Regions from separate parts of the Homo sapiens genome. Here region 1 is linked to region 2. The links are chromatin loops, found by intact Hi-C in ENCODE. Cell type or tissue: gastrocnemius medialis. All regions are shown on one strand. Each heading gives the region's core, and the rest is flanking DNA. Links, peaks and the distances in the headings are about the cores only. Region 1 overlaps CASZ1 (castor zinc finger 1). Region 2 overlaps CASZ1 (castor zinc finger 1).

Region 1 (7,455 bases), core at 1,615-4,114, 59 kb after region 2:
AGCTCCGCCGTGAGCTCCCAACTCCCTGACCCCAGAGGCTAGGCCATACCCTGGTGCTGCGCCAGAGCCCGTGGGGCCAGAGGCTGGAGGCCAAGAGCACCGCCACCAGCAGAGAGTGGGCTCTGACTGTGTGTGGGTCCCAGGCCCCGGCCCAGCCCACCTCGGCAGCCCCTCCCCTCGCCTCTCCCGTCTCTGGGGAAGCAGAGCAGGAGTCCCCTCGCCTTCCCACCCTCTGGCCCAAGCCTGCCTCCTGGGCAGTATTGTTCCCAGAGGAAGTGTCCAGTGTAAATAGAGCAGCGGGCAGGCTGGTGGCGGGAAGGAGATGAAAGGGGCAGTGACAGGGCCGGGGACGGATGGCTTCCTTCCATTGAGGCCTGGCCACGGCGTTTATATTTTAGGGAAGAAAGTCAGAGGAATGTTTACATGGACAGGAGTCTGGGGTCAGACCACAGCGGGGTGGGGGGCGGATCGTCTATGGATCCCAGGGCCCTGGGCCGGAAGGCGGCGGAAAGCTTAGACCTCAGCTCCAACGCACCCCTGTTCCCGCCGCCCAGCCTCACACGCGCTCGCACTTACAAACCTAAGCCCTACCTCTGCCTCCTGCCCCTGTGTCCCCGGCCCACACGCCTCCCACCTCCACCCCTGGGACCAGCAAGAGAGGGAGAGGGAGGGCAGCATCTGGAAGGCAGGTGGGCTGGGGCAGCGCGGCAGCTGGAGGGCAGGTGCCGGGGGAGTCGGCAGGAGCAAAGGGGCCTGGGGCTGGGGGCGGGTCCTGGGTACACAGCTGCACCGCAGCTGGTGGGGGCCCGGGCAGGGACTGAGCCAGGCACACAGCCGAGATGGGGAGAAGGTGGGCTGGGCTGGGTGGGCCAAAGTGCGGGGAGGCTCCAGGATGGGTGGGGGCCCGGGGAGGGGGCGTCACCAGCAGCAAGTGCGGCCCTGGGAGCTTCTGCTTCCCTCTTCCTTAGGATAAATATTTACAGATTCATTTGCTGTCTGCCATCCACACTTGGCTGCTTACCTCCTGGTAAAAATAGTGCAGGCTCCCCCACTCCCCCCTTCCCTTCCCCATCCAGGGCAAGGGATGAGGGGACCAGGTGAGGCCCGCTTCCCCGGAGGCCTGTTGGAGGACACCCGGCGTCACAGAACCTGCTGGGCAGCTCCGAGGTCGAGTGGGATGCTGTGAAGAGGAGGCCCCGTCTCAGAACTTCGAGAGGGGCCCCGCATCGTGCTTGGGGTCTTGGGTGTGGGTGGCACAGACTTGGAGATGTGGACGAACCTGGGTAGAGTGGGCATCGGCTTGGGCAAGTGTCTAAGGCCCTGAAGCCAGGGTCACAGGACTGGAAGGCCTGGGAGTGGGCTGAGAAGACCCTTCTCTGGCAGTGGGCCTGGCTGGGCTAGAGTCACCCTGTCTCGTCTGGGCCAAGTGAGCCATCCGTACTGGCCACTGGCTACAAGGGAAGGATCTGGCTGGGACGGCCAGGCACTGTGTCTATCAGGGGACGGTTATCTGTGCGTATGAGTCAAGTCCACCTCAGGGATGCGGCCCCTGGGTGGACCCAGGTATTGCCATTCCCGCCTGGGTAGGCCTCTCATCGGGTTTCCTGGCATGTGGAAAGTTGGCAGGGGGTGATCATTAGAGTGAAGCCCCTTCTGACCATGGAGCCGGGGGGCCCTGCCCTCAGCCTTCCCGCCTATGTGGAGACTCTGACACGCCCATTCCTCCCGTGAGGGCCATGGAGAGGCACATTTTGTTTTGTACACAGTGAGTGTGAGCCGAGCCCCTGCTGCTGTGGCCACTGCGCTGTCCCCAAGCCCCACCACAGGGTCTGGCCCACAGAAGGAGCTCACTAAATGGACGGACAGACAGACAGTTCCATGTGGCTGCGCTGTGTGTGCACGCGTGTGTGTGCGTGTGTGTGTGTCCACCCTCGCCAGCCTTTGTGGCAGGTCCCAGGCTGTGTGGTGGGTGGGCTTGCCGTATGCCCCCCCAGGACCCTCGGTGCCCTATCAGGGACAGAGTTTGGGCTATGCGGCCGCGAGGGAGGTCGCTGGCTCTCAAGTCGCCTCATGAGGGCTTCCTTCCGGCTGTGTGTGTCGGGCTGTCACATTCGGGGATTAGGTGCTGTGACCGGCGCTTCGGGGCGTTCCGTGAGGGACCTAAGCGATCCCACCCTGCACCTGCTGGAGCTCCTGGGGGCTGGGAAGTGGGCTGGCCAGGCCTTCCGGGGCTGCAGAGGCTGGCCGAGGCTGGGGAGCAAGGTCCTAGGATAGGGACAAGTGGCCCTAGGAAGTGCCATGAGGAACTCCACTTGGATGGCTCTGACTGAGGCTTGGGGAAGGGAGTGGCAACAGGAAATGGACAGAGAGGCCAAGAGGGGGCTGGCAAGGGCTGGAGAAGACCCTGAGGCAGGGAGGAGACTGAGGAACACGGAGGCCTTCGGGAGGGTCCTGAGTGGCTGGGAGAAAAGGAGATCTCTGCTCTCTGCTGAGCAGGGTTGGAGTCAGGTAGGGCCCAGGGACCTGGCCTGGCAGAGGAGCCGCCAGGGGCTGACGTGCTCGGGTGGGAGGGTGCCAGCCAAGTGCTGCCGGGACAGTGAGGCAAGAGGCTGGCACAAGCTGGTCCCTGGCTCTCTGTGACTCCTCCCCAGGAACGTGTGGTAAGGCAGGACGCTCCCAAGCGGAACAAGCTGCCAGGAATGCCACGCTGTCCCTTGACAGCCTGACCGCATAGCCGGCTCCTTAACCTCCCTGGGCCTCAGTTTCCTTGTGTGTCAAAGGGCACACCCCCTCCCAGGGCCCAGCAAGCCTAGGAAATGCCTCCAGGACCTGGGCGCCCCTTGTAGTTGAAGAGGCATTCATTCATTCATTTGTTCATTTACAGACTAGTTCTTGAACTACCTACTCTGTGCCAGGCACCCTGCCAGGCTCAGAAAGTAGAGTGATTCTCAAGCATGGCCACGGAGCTCATAGACTAGTGGGGGAGATAGACACATGCCAGGCAGTCTCAGGGCAGTTTGATGGCACTGTGGTCAATGGGGGAGGCCTGCAGCTTGGGGGATGCAGGGCTGTTCGGGAGGGTGGGTTGTTCTTGGCCTTGCACGCCTCTGACCTCCGTGCTCTCCTCCATCCCTGCAGCTGAGGGCACCCGGTGCACGGACCCGCCTGCAGGCAAGCCCGCCATGGCGCCCAAACGCAAGGGTGGCCTGAAGCTGAACGCCATCTGCGCCAAGCTGAGCCGCCAGGTGGTGGTGGAGAAGCGAGCTGACGCCGGCTCCCACACGGAGGGCAGCCCATCGCAGCCCCGGGACCAAGAGCGCAGTGGCCCTGAGTCTGGGGCAGCCCGGGCCCCCCGCAGCGAGGAAGACAAGAGACGGGCAGTGATCGAGAAGTGGGTGAACGGGGAGTACAGCGAGGAGCCGGCACCCACACCCGTGTTGGGGCGGATTGCCCGCGAGGGCCTGGAGCTGCCTCCCGAGGGTGTCTACATGGTGCAGCCCCAGGGGTGCAGCGATGAGGAAGACCACGCGGAGGAGCCCTCCAAGGACGGCGGTGCCCTGGAGGAGAAGGATTCGGACGGGGCAGCCTCCAAGGAGGACAGCGGCCCCAGCACCAGGCAGGCTTCAGGTGGGTGCCTGGCCTTCGAAGGGAGGCTGAAGGCCAGGACAGGGAGGCCAGTGGGGAAGGGGCAGTGTGTCTGGTAAGCACACCCGACTCCTCACTCCTGCTCTAAATACCGGCCCCTCATCCCACCCAGGGAGGGCTCCTGGAGTGGGAGAGACTAGGACGGGGAGGGGCACCCCAGGTGAGAAGGGAAGGGCTGCAGCTGCCCCACACACAGTGGGTCTTCAAGAAACCACAGGCAGAGGGGTGGACAGGTGGGGAGGGAGGGAGGGAGGGATAGACGGGTGGGTGGATAGACAGACGGATGGGATAGATGGCTGGACAGATGGTGGGCAGGTGACTCTTTACACACACCTGTGAGGCCTGAGCTTACCGGGCACAGTACCTGGCACAAGAGGGGCGCAGCGGTCAACGGCATGAGCCTGTGAGCCTGCTGTCTGCACATTCTGCTACTTACGGAGCTTTCTCGGAGGAGCCCAGGACAAGCTTTGTTCTCCTGCCACTCCCCTTGGCCTCCTCTTCCTTCCCTACACCGCTGTCCCTGGCCCTCCCAGCAGGACGTCTCAGGGCCACATGGATTGCCAGCCCGGCCAGCGTATCCTCTTACAGCCAGCTGCCCCGGCCACGGTCCCCTGGCTGACCTCTCTCCCACGAGGCACTGAGGCCCTGCTCTGCTGGTGTCTCCATGTCCATGTCCTGGGGATCGAGAGCAGCCCTGCGCGCCTTCTGCTCAGGGGAGGGTGGGCCGGGGGTTCCAGCAGGCAAGGGGGTCGCCAGGACCACAGCCCCCAGGTCTGGGCCTTCTCTCTGCCCCCGGCCTCCTTCCCAGCCTTGTGCCCGGTGCCCTGCGCCTCCCCTGCCCGCTCCCCTAGCCCTTCCCCTGCAGCAAGGGGTGCATCTCCTCCCCGTGCGGGGAGCCCTGCGCAGCCACATAATTATGCATGTAAGATATAAACAGAGCTGTTTAATTATCCTTCGCCACATCAGTGACAGAGTAATTAACAAACATTGCGAGATCAATGAGGAAAAGTGTGACCTTCAGTTTCCTCTGATAGGAAAAGCCCTTGCCGTTGCCAGACACAAGGTGATTGTGCTGGGCCTGAGGAGAGGAGAGGAGAGGAACGCGACAAGGGCCACCGTCCCCTCCACACCCCCACCCAGGCCAGCTCTGCCCGCAGCTGACGGGGAGCGGAGTGGGCCTCAGCCCCTGCCTCCTTCCCCCAGAGGAGTGGAGAGCGGGGCTGGCAGAGGCGGGCCTGGAACTGCCAATGGCCTCAGGGATCCAGGCCTCGCCCCCTCAGCCCGACACTGGGACTGCCTACTCAGCGCTGAGCGCTGGAGGACACAGACAGCGGAGCCTTGGCTGCCTCTGTGGGCTCGGCCCCCAAGCCACCTTCTCTGGGCCCTGGGCTCGGCCATGCAGGCCTGTGGGCCCCCTCAGGGACCCCTGCCTGGTCCCCTCCCTGTGCAAGCTGCCTGCCCTTCGAAGCCTGTTTCTCTGCCATATATAGCGAGGGCTCAGCTGCCTCCAGCTATTTTTAGCCCCTTTCCCTGGTCCCTGAGCCACTGAATCCAGCAGCCAGAGCCCACTCCTCCCTAGCTGGGCCCCCCAACCCTGTGTAGCTTGAGGTCAGGACAGCGGCTGACCCGCCAGCCCCGCCCCAGGGGAACAGCTGTCTTTTGGTTTCTTGAGTCCCTCTGTGCACCCTGGGTGCCAGGTGGCTGCCTGTGACTGTCCTCTCCTCCCCTAGCCGGGTCCCAGGCCCTCCCCGGAGCCCACAGCCTCTCCTTCCACATCCCGCCAGGTGTCCTCCCCTCCCCAGGCCCAGTCCTGCCCCTCTAGACCCCCATCCCAGGTGTCTCTGAGGATCCCAGACCTGGCAGGTTCGCCTGGGAGGAGACCCCCCAGCCACGCCTTCCCTTGGCTGTGTAGTCAGCCTGGGGTCCTGCCGCCCCAAGTGTGCCCACGTGGCTGGCTTGCACATGAGCAGAGAGAACATGGTGTCCCCGGGGGCCGTGCAGGTCTCAGTCTCGCGGGTGCACCTAACCCTGATGCAGGGCATGGCACACGGGAGGCATGTAGCACACGGGCAGTGAAGGGGCAGGTGTGCGTGTGCACTGGGGTCACGGCTCGGCCATGGGGTGGGGCATGTGCGGAAGAGGTGGGTCCGCAAGAACAGCTCAGAATTAGCCTGGGACTGACCGCCTTCTCCCTCATTCCGAGAGACCCAGGGCAGGGGTTCAGGGGGTTGTGTACCTGTATGTCTGCAGAGGCAGGAAGGCGGCTAGGGATGGGAGCTGGTGAGCCCGAGTGTGAGCGCAAGAGTCTGTGAGGTGTGTGAGTGTGTGGTGTCTGTGAGTCTGTATGAGTGTGTGTGTTGTGTCTGGGTATGTGTGTTTTATGTGAGAGTCTGCATGTGACTGTGTGGGGGTGAGCAAGTATATGAGTTTTATGTGACTGCGTGTCTGGATGTATGTGAGAGTGTGTGTGATTGTGTGTGTGATTGTGAGCACATGACTGGGTGTGTAGAGTGTGTGTGATTGCATGTGTGTTGTGTGTGACTGTGTGCATGTGACCGTGTGTGGGTTTATGTATGTGATGGCATGTGTGTGCATATGACTGTGCGTATGTGCGGGTGAGAGTGTGTAATAAGGCATGTGTGTATTGTATGTGATTGTATGCACGTGATTGGGTGTGTGGGTGTGAAAGTATGAGAATGCACATGTGTGTTGTATGTGATTGTGAGCATGTGACTGTGTGTGGGGGTGGGTGGGTGTCAATGTATGTGTGTGTTGTATGTGATTGTGAGCATGTGACTGTGTGTGGGGGTGGGTGGGTGTCAATGTATGTGTGTGTTTTATGTGATTGCATGTGACTGTGCGTGGGGATATGAGAGTGTATGAGAATGCATGTGTGTGTTGTGACTGTGTGTAGGTGTGTGAGTGTATGCGAATGCATGTGTGCGTTGTATGTCATTGTGTGCATGTAACTGTGTAGGGTGTGTGTGAGAATGCGTGTGTGTTATAGGTGATTGTGAGAATGTGGGTGTGTGAGAGTGTATGAGAATGCATGTGTGTGTTGTATGTGATTGTGTGCATGTAATTAACTGGGTTTATGTGAGTGTGTATGTGATGGCGTATGAGTGCATGCGACTGTGGGTGTGTGAGAGTGTATGAGAATGCATATGTGTGTTGTATGTGATTGCATGTGACTGTGTAAGAGTGTATGAGAATGCATGTGTGTGTTGTATGTGATTGTGTACATGTGACTGTGGGTGTGTGTGTGAGAATGGATGTGTGTGTTGTGAATGCATGTGACTGTGGGTGAGAGTATGAGAATGCATGTGTATGTTTTGTGTGTGTGTGCATGTGACTGTGTAGGTGTGTTTGAGAATGCATGTGTGTGTTGTATGTGATCGTGTGAATGTGACCGTGTGTGTGTTTGAGAATGCATGTGTGTGTTGTATGTGATTGTGTGAATGTGACCGTGTTGGGTGTGTGTGTTTGAGAATGCATGTGTGTGTTGTATGTGATCGTGTGAATGTCACTGTGTGTGTGTTTGAGAATGCATGTGTGTGTTGTATGTGATTGTGTGCATGTGACCGTGTGTGTGTGTGTGAGAATGCATGTGTGTGTTGTATGGGATCATGTGCATGTGACTGTGTGTGGGTTTGTGTGTGTGAGTGTGTGTTGATATGTGAGAATGTGTGTGTATGTCACTGTGGGGAGGTGGCTCCAGGCTTCCTGGTGTGCCCGGGGTGGCCACAGTAAGGAGGCTGCACTCAGGCCCTGCCCGGACTCCTGCCCTCCCCGGGTGGCCCAACCTTGTGT
Region 2 (7,455 bases), core at 2,004-4,503:
AAAGAAAGAGTTGGAAAGAGAGCAAGAGGCCAGTAGACAGCTGGGGAGAGAAACAATTCAGAAAGTTTCTGGGGTTTGCGCCCTCGATTGGAACACAAATGAAAATTTAACCAGTGGGACAGGATTGTCCTGGTGACCGGAGGGGAAGGACGTTCATTTTCATTTTTAGATAGTTTGCACATTGCACCTAGTTTTACAAAAGCTTCTGACCTTTTCCCGTGGTCCATAAAATGATGGTGCGTGGTTGTCTGTGGGCACAGAGGGGGCGGGAGGGTGGTCCCATGGGCCCTTAGAGTAAATGGATGGTCCCAGGGGCCCAAACCCAGAGGTGCCCAGTTGATGGCCTCAGGCCAGTGGGAAGAGCCATTCAGAGCTTGGCTAGAGTCCAGCAGGGTGTCTGAGTCCTCCCGTGTGCGGCCTGGTGCCAATGGGGATAGCCCACAGTATGTGGCAGGCATGGTGCCAAGGGGACACTGGAAGGCCCCATACCCAGTGCCATGTGGGGAAGGAGCAGACCTACCACCGCGATGTGTTGACGGGGAGCCCGGAGCATAGGCGGTGGTAGGACCCCTCGTTCTTCACGTGCTGCTGTGCCAGCAGATGCCCAGTTTCTGGGCACGTGGCATCGCGCCCGGGGTTAGTTCAACCTTCCACGTGTTGGCATGGTGCCGGGGCATGGCAAGCCTGAGTTCTCCCCCCAGCTCACCCCCAACACTCATACATGCTGTCTGGCCACTAGCCAGGGGCTCCACAGGTTCCCAGGTCGGCACAGTCTGGGCAAGGGCTGAGGGCAGCCCTGGCAGCTGCTGCCTGGCCTTCCTCAGCCTCTGATCAGGAACGAGGTGAAGGCCAGCTTCTCAGCTCCACTTTTGCTTCCTAGCACCCTGAACCCTAGGGTGCAGACACTTTTTCTTCCTGGACATGGTGGGAAGGCAGAAGTTCCTATTGTAACTCCTGGCACCTTGGGAAAGGGGTTTTCTCATTCTTGGAGTCTAGGAACCTGGCTTGGGGGCTATGGGGACCAAGGAAGAGAGTCCTTCAGGACAGAACCGTAAAAGCTTCCCAACTTTCAGAGGGTGGGCACTGGGGCACTGTTGGGCTGTGCTGAATCCCCTGGGCCCGGGGGTTCAAGGAGCTGGGGTGTTTGTGAGCTTCTGGGAGGCTGGGTTGTTTTTTTTTTTCTTTTCTGGACTTAAAAGGCCTTGTGCAAACCTGGTACCCAGAATAGCACACATGGAGAGTTGTGAATGAAGAGCTGGATGGCCGATGACCTGGAGTGGGGGCTGGGGCTGGGCTCAAACAGCAGGTGCCTTATGGCTCTGCAGCCCCTGCCTGCAAGACGCCCTGGTCTCCCAGCTTCCCACAGGCCTGGGACGGTCGCGGGCCTCTCCCTACCCCTGGCCACCTCTCCCTTTTCCCTCTTCCTTCTCCAGGCTGTTTCCATGCCACCCTCCCTGGTGGGCTGGGCTTGACATTGGCGCCCATGGCTCCCCCTCTGCCTTCGTTTCAGTCCTCCTCACTCACAGGCTGTGTTCTCTTCCAGAGTGGGTAAAGTGAAAACCTTGCCAGTCACCTCTCCCGGTCTCCCTCCCCTCCGTCCTGGCTTTCGTGATAGAGAAACTGGCCAGGAAGCCCCACATGGTGCTATTTACCTGACACCTCAGTGGGTTTGGCAGGTGCTGATTCATTCCCTGAACCATTTCCCCCAGGACACGGAGCAGGCCAGGGAAGACCCCCTGGGCCTCTGAACACCCCCATGCTAGCCTCTCCCTGGCCTCTCTTCAGGGCCTGGGTGATTGCTGCAGCAAGGACCCCCCAGGGACCAGAGCGGCCTTGGCTGGGCCTCATCTTCATGTCTCCTTTCCTGGGTGCCCTGGGCAGCTCCTGCAGGAAAGGAATGCTAACGATCTGCTGGTGTAGTGAGCTGGCACCGCACCCAGGCAGGGGCCGCACAGCGCCAGGGCCTAGTAAAGACGCTGGCGAGGGCTCCATTCCCCGTGCCCGGTGTTTCCTCTGGCCGGATTGGCATGCAGCCTTCAGCTTGGCCTGAGGCGGCACGAGGAAAAGGTGGCATCCTCCACCGGCCCCAGCCTGGCCAGCCTGGAGGACTACACCGCCCTCCTCCTCCCTCCGGCTCCAGCCAGGAGGACTGTGATGGCCATGAGTATTTCATAGCATCTTCTGAAAGGAGATACGGAGTAGGCTGAGGATGGCGGCATCCCAGAGCGTGGCTGTTGGTCAGTAGCCCCAAGCTGGGGAGACCCGGTTTCACCTCCCCAAGCCTCATTTCCTCCTCCGTAAATGAGGGCATGAACAGTGGTGTCTCCTACAGGGTTTCTGTTGCTGTTTAATGAGGTGGTTTATAAAACCGACTTCACTCTGCCTGGGACGCGGTCAGCCCTCCATAAACACTAACAATTAATGGTCATGCTGGTGGTAGTAGCAGCAGTAGTAGTAGTACTGGTAGTAGTGGTGGTGGTGATAGTATAGGCCCTGCCCCATAGGTGGTTGGAGGCATCAATGAGATGGTACAGCCCCTGACAGATAGTGACTGCTCAGCAAATGCTAGCTGTCATTATTATTGCTATTACCATTATTTCCTAGTGCACTGAGGTGGAGCCTCACCCTGCTCTTGCTACTAAGGGATCCTGAGGATGCTGCCCCCTCCTAAGTCCGGCCCATCCTTCTAGAACATTCGGCAGGCCCTCTGGCCCCCTCAATGACTCTCTTACACCTGCCCTGCTGTCTTCAGGCCCCCCTTGCCATTCCCTCCCCACCCCACTGCCGCTGTCTTGTCACTCACCTGTCCAGGGTTCCCCAGGATCATCCTCTCTGGGGTCTCCTAGTAAAAAAAAAAAAAGGGCTTTCCAGAACCTGGCTTCCACCTCCTCCCCAAGCCTGGCCTCCCCCAGGCCTGGAGTGTGACTGGATTGTAACATGGTAGCTGAATGAACTCCAGTTTCAAAGGTTAATATCAAAATCTGGAGTGGATTACCTAAAAATTACTTACAACACCATTAAAATTCTGAACTCTTTTTGTTGTGGCTGTAAATTAATTTAAAATGTCAGGTTTTTTGAGAAATCCAATAAGAAATTGAGCCAACAGAGCAATCTGCAAACTGTCTGGCAAAGAGGAAAGTGTGTCTCTTCAATCGACAAGGAAAAATATGGAGCTTAACTGGAACCATATGGCTCAGTACTTGAGAGGAGCCTGCCGGAGAGGGAGGGCGGGAGGGGAGCTCAGCTGACAGCCACACGCATGCAGCGGGAGGCGGCCACGGTGTTGGCATTGGCACGGTGGAGGGGCCTGGCAGACGCCTGGCACCCAGCCTACTTGGCCGCCCTGTGTCCACGGTCACCGGGCTGCCCTGGGCAGTGACATGGTCACTCCTTGGTCTTAACACGTTCTCGCCGTATCCATCCAGGGCTCCCTGGCCAACTAGGGAATCCTACCCCCACCGAGGGGAGCCCAAGCCCCCTCCCTCCAGGGAAGAACAGCCACCTGCACGTCTGCGAGGGCTGCTTCCCTCCGTCCTCTGTGGGCTCCCTCCCGGCCAACATGTGGTCCCAATTACTCCTGAATTCCCCCAGATTTACAACACATTAAGTAATTTGTAGGTTATTTCAACTTCAATCTGCTGAAGTTGAGAAAATCAAAATTAAATTCAAACCACAAGGAAACTTCAGAGAAAGAGGAGAAAGAGAGAAGTTGAGCACCTTCTCTTCCCCAGGTTGGCTGTGTCCCCCTTATGTCATCCTCCGAGGCTCCCAGCCAGCCCCCCACCTGCCTTCCTCTGCCTCCTCTTCCCCGCCTTGCCTCTCCCTCCCAGGGCCCTTGCCCCTGCCTCTGGCTGGGCAGTGCCCTTGGGGTGCCCCTCTGAGCGAAGACCAGGGGCAACCTTGGAGCTCGTGCTAGGCCCTGCTTGCTTTGGCTGGGGGAGAAGTGCTTCTCTAACCTCTAACACTCTCTGCTCCCACTCCCTGAGCCCCTACCCCTGAGGGCTAGGTGATTCCTGGGCTCCAAAGCCTCTCTCTGCTTTCCTGACCCATTTCAAGGGAATCTCCACCAGGACTGTTCTAGCTCCCGACATGCCTGGGGTGGCTGACAGCTGGTAGGTACCACCTGGCCCCCGGGTTTAATAGCTCAGGTTACCTTATTTTGCTTTCTACCCTTTAAAACAGCCTTGTAAATAAGCAAACACTCGGTGCCAAGCACCTTCGGCACTTCGCCAGGCTGGTAAATATTTTAGTAGTGACTTGGTAACAGTTGCGTTCACTTTGATTTCCTCAGAAAGGTTCTTGGTGCTGGGGAGGGGGCCGTGGCTCTGGGAAATGATTTGCTGGCTATTTATAGCCCGGCTCTGACCACGTGGCCTTTGCTCTCACCCTGTGGATCGTGTGCTGGGGTATTTTTAAAGCTGGTGTAACGTTAGCCTGACACCTCTTTTGGCAAAGATGGGGAGGACTCTTCCACCTTCTCCCAAAGTGTGCTGTGGTCAAAGAGCTCCAAGGTCGGTTTGGAAAACTGGACTTGTCCTCACCAGGAATCCAAAGTGATATGGGAGGCTGGGGCAGGTGCTAGCGGTTGGGTGTGAGTTTAGGGTTGAACCCCTGCTGGCATGGTTTGGACTCGGGAAGAACCCCCAAAGAAGAGGAGAAGGTGGGCTCTGGGGCTGGGGCACATGACCCAGGCAGTGCTGAACTGGGGAGGCCACCTGAGACGGGTGGACTGAAGCTGACCGTGAGAGCAGCCAGGTTGCAGGGGGAGTTAGAGGGAAATGTGACCGCTGGATGAGCTTCCTGGGCATCTAGTCCTGAAGGACCCAGGCCATGGAGAAAAGAGAGTGGGAGACAGGGCCAAGGAAGATTCAGAGATGGGGGCAGCTTCCAGCCAGGGCTGCTGATTTGATGCCCTGGAGGGTCCTTTCCTCTAAGCCATGAGAAAGGCACCTGCAAAGCGCAGGACCCCATTGCCCAGTGCCAGGAAGCTGGCCTAACCCCACCCAAATTTGCCGTGTCCAACAGGGCATGTGCTGCCCCCAGGCTGGGCACCGGGGCAGGGGTGAGGCAGCAGGTGAGAGGCTGGCGCCTGGCTTGAATAGACTGCTCAGAGCCACAGCCAGTGGCTCCTCTGTTTTATGGGTGGTTTTAATGCACAGATGGGTTGGTTTTAAAGGGGCTCTAAATCATGGCACAGTGAGAGCCCCCACACCCCAGAGCCCCCTAGGAGGCTGTATCTGTGAGTGACTGTGGTATGGGCACAAGTGAAGTAGAAGCAAGGCCTGCCCCCACTCACTGTGCAGTGGTGATGGACAGGCCAGGGGGAGGTGGGCCCCTCTGGCTGGGTGTTCAGATGAAACCCTTCCTCTTGTCCCCCTACCCACCCACCATCCACACTGGCAGGCGGGGCCTTCCCACGTCCGGTTTACAGCCAGGGCACTGTTCAGTGACCAGCCAGCCTGCTGCCACTCCCAGCCACTTGCCCTTCCTCCTCTGGCTCCTGGCGCCATGATGCGCACCTCCCGTCTGCACCCACGCACACCCCATTGGTGCTCAGCTGCCGTGGGCGCACATCAGGTGAGCGCAGACAGTGGCAGACCCGGCTCACCTCCTTCCCGCAGGACTGGTGCCAGGGCAGTGCTCTTCCCGGAAGGCTTCCAAGCTCCCCCGGATGGCATCCTGTTGGGCCTGTTTCTGGGGTGCGGGGGCAGGCCTTTTTGGGGGGGAGAGTGTCTGCCCCATGCAGCCCTGGCGCCAGCTCTTCCTAGAGGCCTGTGGCAGTAATGCCAGAGGGAGGCAGCTGGGCTGGGGCAGGAGACAGGGATGTTTGAAATGGAAGTCGAGTGAGATGGGACCACCTTCAGCCACCACCACGGCTCTGCTGGGGGCAGACATGGAGCCCTGGGCCAGTCCGAATTGGTGCTCACTGGATACCTGCCTCTTAGCTGCCCCCCTGTGAGTGGGCCTTGCCCACTTGGGCTCCCAGCACCCAGTTTTCAGTGTCCTTGGAAACTTGGAGGAGTTCTGGGAAGGTGATAGGAAGATAGAAGAAGCCTTCTCCGAGCACCCAGAATGTTCGAGCTTGAATGGAAAGAGATCTGCCCTCGAAGGTACTCGGTCCCTAAGTCCGTGCCCTGTAGGCTCCCCTTGTTCGCTGGCCCGTGTGGGACGGAAGGCTGCTTTAGGGAATCTTTTTCTGCCCCTTGGCCTTGAGTTTGGAACTGCGTGGCACCAGAACCTTCTCATCCTTTACTGAGTGTCTTCAGCAAAACATGTTGTTTCCTCTCCAGTTCCCCCTTGGCGTTTGAGAATGGGGTGCCCGTCAACACTCACTCTCCTGCCTGTTCTCCCTAAAGCCATGGGGTAAAGGAAGCCTCATGGTCCTCTGAGGAGCCCTCATGGCCTCCTGAGCCGCTCAGGGGAGACGGTGGCTGTGACAGCTGACGGCCCACTTCAGTGCAGGTTGCGAAGGGGCGGGGCCAAGACGCAGGTGTCTGCCCAGACACAGCGGATGCCTGGTTCCAACGTTTCCATAGATGCCTGTGTCATCTTAACGAGCAGATGCTCTGCTGTGCCTCAGTTTCCCTAGGTGGCCTCTGTCAACAGGTGCTCAAGGTAAAAGATACAGCAGGAGAAACACAGGAAGAGACAGGTGGGAGTGGCAGCTGGGCGGACCCGAAGAGGCTGCCCTGGCCCCTCTTCTTCCCCTCGGCATGGGCCCGCCTCTGCTTCCTAGCAGGCAGGTCAGGCAGCAAAAAGGCAGTTGGCCTCCACCACGACCCAGAGACTTGCTGGGCTGAAGCTGCCTGAGGCCTCCCCAGGCCTGCCAGATCCGATAGAGGCTGGGGCCGTCCACTTCCTGGTTTGCAGGTCGGCACTTGCAGGTCAGTGGTGAGGTGCAGCTTAGGAGGGGAGGTCACTGGCGTACCCTCCACCCTCGTCCAGCCCCCCGTGGGCTCTGATGGCAAGGGGGCCACGCTGGCAGGTAGCCAGTTGCCCTGTTTCTCCTTGATGCCCGCATGGAACCAGTCCTGGTTTCAAGCTCCCTGCGAGCCGGGAATGGAGGAGATCCTATGAAAATGATGATATGTGACAATCAGTCACAGCAATTAGTGTTTTGGTTAACAGGCCTTTTTTGTTTTCTCTCACCCAGACAGAATGTCACAAATAAATCCTCTCCTGCATTTGCATATTAATTGGATCGGAGACGTCAAGCATCTTTCATTAAAGAAAATGATCTGCATATTTGGAGACATAAAATAGTTATTTTGATGGGTTTTTTTTTCCCTAAGATCAGGGGGTGGGGGAGGTAGGTGATAGGAGCAGTAGAAATTGAGGTAGAGTGAAGGAAAGCCAGCCAGCCCCTCTGTCTGGAGTTAACCCTGTGCAGTCTGGAGTTGGTGGCCAAGCTTGGCCAGAAAGATAATTAATAGGCAAATAAATCAAGGAGCCAAG

Evidence for each region. A loop is a pair of places that touch in the nucleus more often than their neighbours do. Peaks named below come from ENCODE experiments on the same cell type or tissue, not always from the same donor. Only the 100,000 strongest peaks of a DNase experiment are listed, where the experiment ranks them.
Region 1: it touches region 2 in a loop (5-fold over the local background); 3 of 110 quality-filtered maps call a loop at or near these places.

Annotation. Positions count from the first base shown.
Region 1 is chr1:10,661,255-10,668,709 of GRCh38, reverse strand. It overlaps CASZ1 (castor zinc finger 1), which reads left to right. Exons shown (of 21, transcript NM_001079843.3): 5 at 3,139-3,627. Among named protein-coding and RNA genes, the nearest start is that of CASZ1, 130 kb to the left of the region's middle. RefSeq lists enhancers at 2,802-3,549, 3,550-4,298. In gastrocnemius medialis, for the core only: no CTCF peak of the experiment used is centred there; DNase peaks (open chromatin) are centred at 2,132, 2,639, 3,161 and 3,514; H3K27ac peaks cover 2,500 bases.
Region 2 is chr1:10,721,123-10,728,577 of GRCh38, reverse strand. The region is part of intron 2 of CASZ1 (castor zinc finger 1); the gene reads left to right. Among named protein-coding and RNA genes, the nearest start is that of CASZ1, 72 kb to the left of the region's middle. RefSeq lists enhancers at 1-196, 197-994, 6,891-7,396. In gastrocnemius medialis, for the core only: no CTCF peak of the experiment used is centred there; DNase peaks (open chromatin) are centred at 2,047, 3,327, 3,812 and 4,327; H3K4me3 peaks cover 659 bases; H3K27ac peaks cover 2,500 bases.